2 separate regions of the Homo sapiens genome follow, and region 1 is linked to region 2. A link is an interaction called in ENCODE POLR2A ChIA-PET data of the cell type or tissue named here. Cell type or tissue: MCF 10A. All regions are shown on one strand.

The links. Peaks named below come from ENCODE experiments on the same cell type or tissue, not always from the same donor. Only the 100,000 strongest peaks of a DNase experiment are listed, where the experiment ranks them.
Region 1: POLR2A ChIA-PET joins it to region 2 with 5 read pairs; 4 of 35 experiments call an interaction of 5 or more read pairs at or near these places.

What each region holds. Positions count from the first base shown.
Region 1 is chr5:180,498,537-180,502,536 of GRCh38, forward strand. The region is part of intron 1 of CNOT6 (CCR4-NOT transcription complex subunit 6); the gene reads left to right. Among named protein-coding and RNA genes, the nearest start is that of CNOT6, 6.2 kb to the left of the region's middle. In MCF 10A, no CTCF peak of the experiment used is centred here; no DNase peak of the experiment used is centred here.
Region 2 is chr5:180,439,973-180,443,972 of GRCh38, forward strand. LOC124901152 (a long non-coding RNA gene) reads left to right here and starts at 1,787. Exons shown (of 2, transcript XR_007059086.1): 1 at 1,787-1,883; 2 at 2,758-3,268. RefSeq lists an enhancer at 1,416-2,615. In MCF 10A, no CTCF peak of the experiment used is centred here; a DNase peak (open chromatin) is centred at 1,719.

The sequences.
Region 1 (4,000 bases), 59 kb after region 2:
AAGGCTAGTGATAAGGTGTTACTGGAACAGTGGGAATGACTCGAGATGAGCCTGCAAAGGTGTGTCTGGTCTAGATTTTGAAGGACCAGCCTTGCTAAGCTAAAAGGGAAGTGTATAGCCTTATCTGACAGCAGAAGAGAGAGCCAAAATATTGTTAGCAGAGGAGCAAGGCGATTTGGAGGTCACTTTGGCATCCCTGTGGAGAATAGAGTGGAGGCCCTACAAGTGTATATTTGAGATAGTATGGAGTTAGTGACTTTGAATCTGTTTTCTTCTTTTTTTCTGAGATGAAGGCTCACTTGGAGTGCGGTGGCGCGATCTCGGCCCACTGCAACCTCCGCCTCCTGGGTTCCAGCCATTCTCCTGCTTCAGCCTCCCGAGTAGCTGGGATTACGGGCTCCTGCCACCACGCCGACTAATTTTTTTGTATTTTTAGTAGAGGCAGGGTTTCACCATGTTGGCCAGGCTGGCTTTAAACTCCTGACCTCAAGTGATCTGCCCACCTTGGCCTCCCAAAGTGCTGGGATTACAGGCGTGAGCCACCATGCCTGGCCTGGATCTATTTTTAACTTGGATATGGTGTCTTCTGAGTCTGTGGTCCCTTAAGGGACTTTAGGGCTATGCCCAGTTGCTCTATAATACAGGGTCATTTAAAATCAAAGTGTCAGTATGTTTTGGAAGAAGTTAAAAGCAGTCAAAACAATGAAAGTTATAAAATGTTACTCATGAAAGTTCAGGTGTTGAGAATACTTGTCTTCTGAGTTAGGCTTAGGCAGGCTATAGACCTTAAGCTGGAAAATTCAACCCTATGTCCACTTGAAATCAAAGCCACCAAGCTTAAAAAGTTACCAGTATCCTGATGGTTTGCTAGGATATGGGTTGTAAACATTTTGTGAAATTTTGGGGGGAAGGCAGTTTTCTCTCTAGTAAATTATTGGAATTGGAATAGTGAGACTAGCTTAAGGTCTAAGAAGTTCTCATACAACTGTTAATTTATACAGTCAGTTCTGCTGTAAAGCAACATACAGGTTCCTAAAAATCACTGCTTTGCAGAATCGTGCAGTAGAAATGACTTACAAATGGGGTTGGGGTACAGCACTCTAAAGCTTTATCAGTGACACATTTAAAAAAGGAACCTGGTAAAAATGATAGAACAGTTTTACACGTTGAATGGTTAAGAAATATATAGATACTGTAATAAATGTGGCATTTTCTTTGAAAAAGCCCTGGTTTGCTTGTGGAAAGGGATGTCAGAAAGGTTGCTGCTGGTGAGTTACTGTGAAGTGGTAGAAGAATTACTTATAATCAGATGGAAGGTTGTAACACGAGAAGCAAATAGGTGTGGCTCTTAACCCATAATAAACTGACTTAGCTGGTGGGTGTTTGAAGTGTGTTTCATGTATTTCTACACAGTTCAGTTCGGCTGGGTGCAAGCTTTCTCCCTTCATCTAGTGTTTATGTGACAGAATAGCACATAAATAAACAGGAAATATGGATTGTGCTCAAATTGTTCTCTAATTTGTGTATCAATCACAGTGGAACAAATTCACCTTTTCTTTTCTTTTTTTTTCCCCCCTTTTTCTTTCTTTTGCTTTTCCTTTTCCTTTTCTTTCTTGACAGGGTCTCACTCTGTGTCACCCAGGCTGGAGTGATGATGACTTGCTGCAGCCTTGACCTCCCAGGTTCACCCGAGCCTCCTGAGTACCTGGTATCACAGGTGTGTGCCACCACACCTGGCTGATTTTTCTTATTTTTAGTAGAGATGAGGTCTCTCTACGTTGCCCGGTTTGGTCTCACACTCCTGGGCTCAAGCAGTCCTCCTGCCTCGGCCTCCCAAAGTGCTAGGTTTATAGGTGTGAGCCACTGCACCTGGCCAAATTCACGTTTTCTTTTTCTTTTCTTTTCTTTTTTTTTTTTTTGAGATGGAGTCTCACTCTGTTGCCCAGGCTAGAGTGCAGTGGCGCTATCTAGGCTCACTGCAGGCTCCGCCTCCCGGGTTCACGCCATTCTCCTTCAGCCTCCTGAGTAGCTGGGACTACAGGCACCTGCCATCATGCCTGGCTAATTCAAATGCACGTTTTCAAAACAAGTTTTATAGTTGATTATACTTGTTTAATACTAGTTTTAAATAGTACTATAACTCAGTTTCAAAAATACTTGTTGAACAATCTATGTGTCAGGTAACATGCTACCTTTGTGGGGCTTAGAGTCTTTTGTCCCAAGTAGGTTTATAGTGTTGTGGAGAAGGACAAATGAACCAATAGAGTACTCATCGGGTTATACAGTAATTAAGAAAGCACAAAGCATTTTGGGCATGCTAAGGAAGGAGAAAGTCATTCTGCTTGGAAAACCCAGGGAGTCATCTCAGAGGTCTTTAAGCTGGATTTTAAAGGATGGATAGGGATTTGTTAGGTTGAGTAGGACAGGGAGAAGGAACAGCATATTGGGAACAACATGGGCTGTGGAGCATAAGACACAGGGATGAGAGGGACAGGAAGAGTGGTCAGAAACAGCTTGTGAATAGTTGTAGGGTTTTTCTTAAAGTGTTGAGATTTCCTGTATATGATAGAAATCCAGTGAGAGTTTAGGTGGATATGGGTGAGCAAGTGGTTCATGTAACATACTTTTTCAGGAGGCACATAATGAAAATGTAGAAGCTGGATTAAAGGAGTTAGAGTTCATTTACGTCCTGTGAGAGCTCAAGTACATCAGCATAGGGGATAGAAAAGCACAGGATACCAGAATTAGGGACAGACTAGCCATGAGCTATAAAAATAGGAAAGAGTTGAGTATGATTCAGAACTTGTTTAGCTTAGAGAACTGTTGGTATGATTTAACTTGGGAAACAGAAGAACAGATTTGGACGAGGAAAGTAGAATAGTTTGATTTTTGATCCTGTTAAGTTTGACATACCTCCTGGATACTTAGGTGGATATGTCTAACAGATATCTGGACCAGAGAGCGGTTTGGGGTTTGATAGATTTGGTCATTGTATAGTTGGCATTGGAAGTTAGGGGATTACTCAGGAAGAGTGTGTGAACAAATGTTTTTCACCCTTTTGACAGAGGTAAGATCTCCATTTGAGAATCAGTTAAGAATTATGGACTCTGCTGAAGGGAATGAAAGTATGCATATATGCAAGTGTGAAACTTATGGACCACAAGAGGAGAGGACTAAGGGAACCCTAAGGAACAGCTAATATTTTGTTTTGGACAGCATTGAAATGGTTGAAGAGACAAGGGCAGAACAGGAGAGAGTAACGCTACAGATGCCGAGAGAGGTCATAGTGCCAAGAAAGAAGGAGTTTTCAGTAGTCATCATTGTGCCCAGGTTTAGGGTGGGATGAGATCTGGAAATGGGTTGATAGGATTTGACAGGTGGGGGAATGAATGCAGGGAAAATTTTTATGGGACCAGGGCATATATAAGTCAGATAGTAGATTGGGCGGAGGAGCAAATGGGAGGTTAAGATGAAGAAGGTTATAGACTACTATTTGCAAAAATTTAAACTAGAAGAGAAGGAAAGAAGGGTAATAGTTTAAAGAGGAGACAGGGTCGAGAGAAGGTAGGCACCTGTGTTAGTCACCAGCTTTGTTTCCTTAAGTCCAAAACTTTGGAAATAAATTTATAATGTATATTGCGTGTATGTTTCCAAACGTTCCCCTGATCTATTGGTTGAAATTATTGCATTTTTATTTGGTGATACAAAATTGTTTTGCCTGCGGAATTTTATGTGATTTCAAAAACAATAAAAAAAACTCTTTCTCATTAGCGATAGAGATTATCTGATGTAAAATCATAATATTACAATTTTCAGCCTTCAGTTACTAGAAGAAGAAGATTTGTCCTCATTAGCGGTAGAGATTATCTGATGTAAACTCATAATATTACAATTTTCAGCCTTCAGTTACTAGAAGGATAAGATTTGCTTTCATATGCCATATACTAGGTTTGCACTTATGTTGTGCTCCATTGCCCAAACTTTGGTTAAATATTTGATG
Region 2 (4,000 bases):
TGAACCCAGGAGGGGAAGTTTGCAGTGAGCCGAGATCATGCCATTGCACTCCAGCCTGGGCAACAGCAAGACTCTGTCTAAAATAAATAGATAAAATAAATAAATTAAATAGATCAATAAAACAGTACAACACAGCGTCAGGCACTGTGCCAGCACATTAGAAGGTGCTCCATGAACGCCAGCTTCCTTCCTCTTTCCAGATTTATTTTCAACTGGAAAGCTTCAATGAATGAGTGAATGAGGGAATCACTGCTCCCCTCAGCAGTGAGCTGAGGAGTAGATCCTTGCTGACCGCTGAGCCACAGGCACTGATCAACACCTAGAATGTCGATGGGGACAGTTACCTTGGAGGGGCTGTTGACTGTATCCCCAAGACAGGAGCAGCCAGATGCCCTGTGCCTCCAAAAGGAATGTGTGAGGATGCTCCCAGCCCCACCCCTGAGACTTCCTGCCAAAAAAGTTGAGCCTGAATCCTGCGCATTCGCTTTACGACTGACTTCCAGTTTCAAGGAGGAAGGGGATGGAGGGTCGCATTAAACAACACCTCAAGGCAGCCCAGATCGGGAGGGAGGGTCCCTCTGCAGGACAGAAACCAGCTCGTGCCGCAAGCCAACCGCGAGAAGGGAAGAGGGGGCGCTCTAGGTTACAAGAGAATTAAGAAGCACAACACCCAGATACGTGTGGCCTGTGTTTGGATTCTATTTGAACAAAAGACATGAAAAGAGACTTTATTTTTCAGGCAATGGGGAAGTGTGACTGTGGACAGGGCATTAGATGACATCAAAGACTTCCTGACCACTAAGTGTCATAATAGCATTACAATCATGCAGGAAAATATCCTATGAAGGACGTGGAGATAACATGGGATATGTTTTTCAGGAAGAGCTATGACGGCAGACTAAAAATGTACGGTTATTTGGTGTAAGATATCTGTTTACCAGAGGCCTTCCTATTGGTCTATAGTGTAAGAATATTTTGACAAGCAGTTTTTATTTATAGAAACAAAAATAAAGGTCTTTGCAATCCCAAATACTCAGGAGGCTAAGGCAGGAGGTTTACCTGAGTCCAGGAGTTCAAGGCTGCAGTGAGTTATGATTGTGCCACTGCACTCCAGCCTGGGTGACAGAGTGAGACCCTGTCACACACATACAAAAAAAAGCTATTTGCAAAAATTTTGAAAAGTTAATGGTAAGAATCAATGAGGCCAGGTGAAGTGGCTCATTCATGTCTGTAACCCCAGGACTTTGAAAAACTGAGGAGGGATGATCATTTGAGGTCAGGAGTTCGAGACCACCCTGTCAACATTGTGAAACCCTGTCTCTACTAAAAATATAAAAATTAGCCAGGCATGGTGGCCGCACACCTGTAATCCCAGCTACTCGGGAGGCTGAGGCAGGAGGATTGCTTGAACCCAGGAGGTGGAGGTTGCCGTGAGCTGAGATCACGTCACTGTACTCCAGCCTGGGTGATGGAGTGAGATTCTGTCTAAAAAAAAGAAAAAAAAAAAAAAGCTCAATGGCAGTAATGGTATAGTCAAACTCATCTATTCAATCTATTCATTTATTCATAGCAAAAGCACACAAGCCTGTGGGAAAATAATTTGGCAATAAGCAGCGAGAACCATACAAATACCATGTTCTCTAGCTCAAGACTCTGATTGCTGGGAATTTACCCTGATGAAATAACCCGAAAGAAGGGGAAAACCACTCAGGGCAAGGGTGTGGCTCTGGAGTTACGTGCTTTGCCTTGACGGCACTAGAAAGCAAAGTTCCGAGGACTGTGTTGCAACTTGGAAGCCCGCGCAAGCAGCTGGAAGGGGTGCTGTGATTACAGCCGCGTGAAGGCATGCGCGCTGGGGCCTGGCCAGCGGGGTGCCTGGAGAGGTGAGTGTGGTGGCTGGATCTGGGGGAGAGGCAGGTCCGCTAGGAAGCAGGGGGCAGGGGCAGGGTGTGTTTGCAAGCTGGTACCGTGCTGCCATGGCCACAGGTACAACTTCAGTGCAAATGGATTGTGAGCTGGAGTGACCCCTGAACACCTGGTGGAAACCAGCCGGGCTTACACTGGGCAAAGCTGGGTTGTCAGGGACCCTGGTGAGACCCTGTCTTCCCCCCATTCCTCTCTGCCAGTCTTGGGGCCCTGGGCTCCCACACAGACCGGCTTTCTGCGTGGGATAGGATTATCAGACCCTTTCCTGAAATCGCGGGTGGGAAACAGGTGAGGTCATGAAGGCAGCCTGGGAGGGAGGAAGGGACAGGATGTGGAGGGGAGAGGGAACACAGCAAAGGAGGCTTACTGGTCCAGGTCCTCTGCGTACATCATCTCACTGCCTCAAAATGTTTGGGGAATGAGGCACGGTATAAACTTTCTTCACTTTTCCTTCACTACAGTCTTCTGCAGGTATTATTGTCCCCATTTTACAGACAACGAAGCTGAGGCTCCAAGGGATTGGTAACCTTACAAAGATTTACTAAGTTTTTAGGTGTAAAACTGAGATACTAACCCAGATCTGTGTCTCTGGGGCCAGGCTCTCTGGGGAAATCAGCCCAGGTCATCTCTCTCTCTCTCTCCAGTATCACCTGTGGCTTCTTAGATAGGAAACTGAGGCTGAACACTTACAGGCTTACACAAGTAACTGCACTGCCAGCCTCCTCAATTATTGACCCAGGATCTGATGTCAAGCCCCACCCTCAGGGTGCTGGGCCCTCATGTCCCATTTAAGTGTGGCCCTAAAGGCTGACAGCTTTCCTTTCCCAACAGGTACCTGGTCCATCCCTCCAGGCCCCTTAGAGAGAGGACTCAGAGAAGAGACTGAGGGAGATGGGATGTGCCAGGGTTTCCTGCTAGGAGCCTCATCTTTCTACCCCTTCTCTGTTCCCGAGAACACAGTGGTCATCCCCTCTGGAAGATGAAGTAACAGGGCACCATCTTGGAAGCAAAGAGAGCAGCCCTCGCCAGACTCCAAGTCTGCTGGAGCCTTAATCTTGGACTTCCCAACCTCTAGAGTTGTGAGAAAATAAATTTCTATTTATAATTTACCCAGTCCATGGAGTTGTGTTACAGCAGCACAAGTGGACTAAGACGCTGTCAACACTTGTTAATTTCTGTTGTTATGCCATCGTAGTGGTTGTAAACTGATATCATGTTGTGATTTTGATTTGCATTTCCCTGATGATTAGTGATGTTGAGCATCTATCTGTTCATGTGCTTGTTGGCCCTTTGTGTATCTTCTTTGAATAAATGTCTATTCAAGTTCTTTGTCCATTTTTAAGCTGGGTTGTATGTCTTCATTGTTGTTAGGTTGTAACAGTGCTTTATACGGCCAGGTGCGGTGGCTCACGCTTGTAATCCCAACACTTTGGGAGGCCCAGGCAGGCGGATCACCTGAGGTCAGGAGTTCGAGACCAGCCTGACCAACATGGAGAAACCCCATCTCTACTAAAAATACAAAAAAAATTGGCTGGGTATGCTGGCACACGCCTGTAATCCCAGCTAGTCAGGAGGCTGAGGCAGGGGAAGTGCTTGAACCCGGGAGGCGGAGGTTGTGGTGAGCCAAGATCGCACCATTGCACTCCAGCCTGGGCAACAAGAGCGAAACTCCATTTCAAAAATAATAATAATAATAATAATAATAATGCTTTATATATTCTGGATAGTAGATTTTTTATCAGATACATGATTTGCAATTTCCTTCTCCCATTCTGAGGGCTGTCTTTTCACACTTTCTCTCTCCTCTTTTTAAAAAACAGGGTCTTGTTCTTTCTTCCAGGCTAAAGTGCAATGACATAATCTTAGCTCACTACAGCCTCAGACCCCTGGGCTCAAGTGATACTCCCACTTCAGCCTCCCAAGTAGCTGGGACTATAGGTGTGCACCACCACACCTGACTAATTTATTTATTTATTTATTTTTTGAGAAGGAGTCTCGCTCTGTTGCCCAGGCTGGAGTGCAGTGGCATGATCTCAGCTCACTGCAACCTCCGCCTCCTGGGTTCAAGCGATTC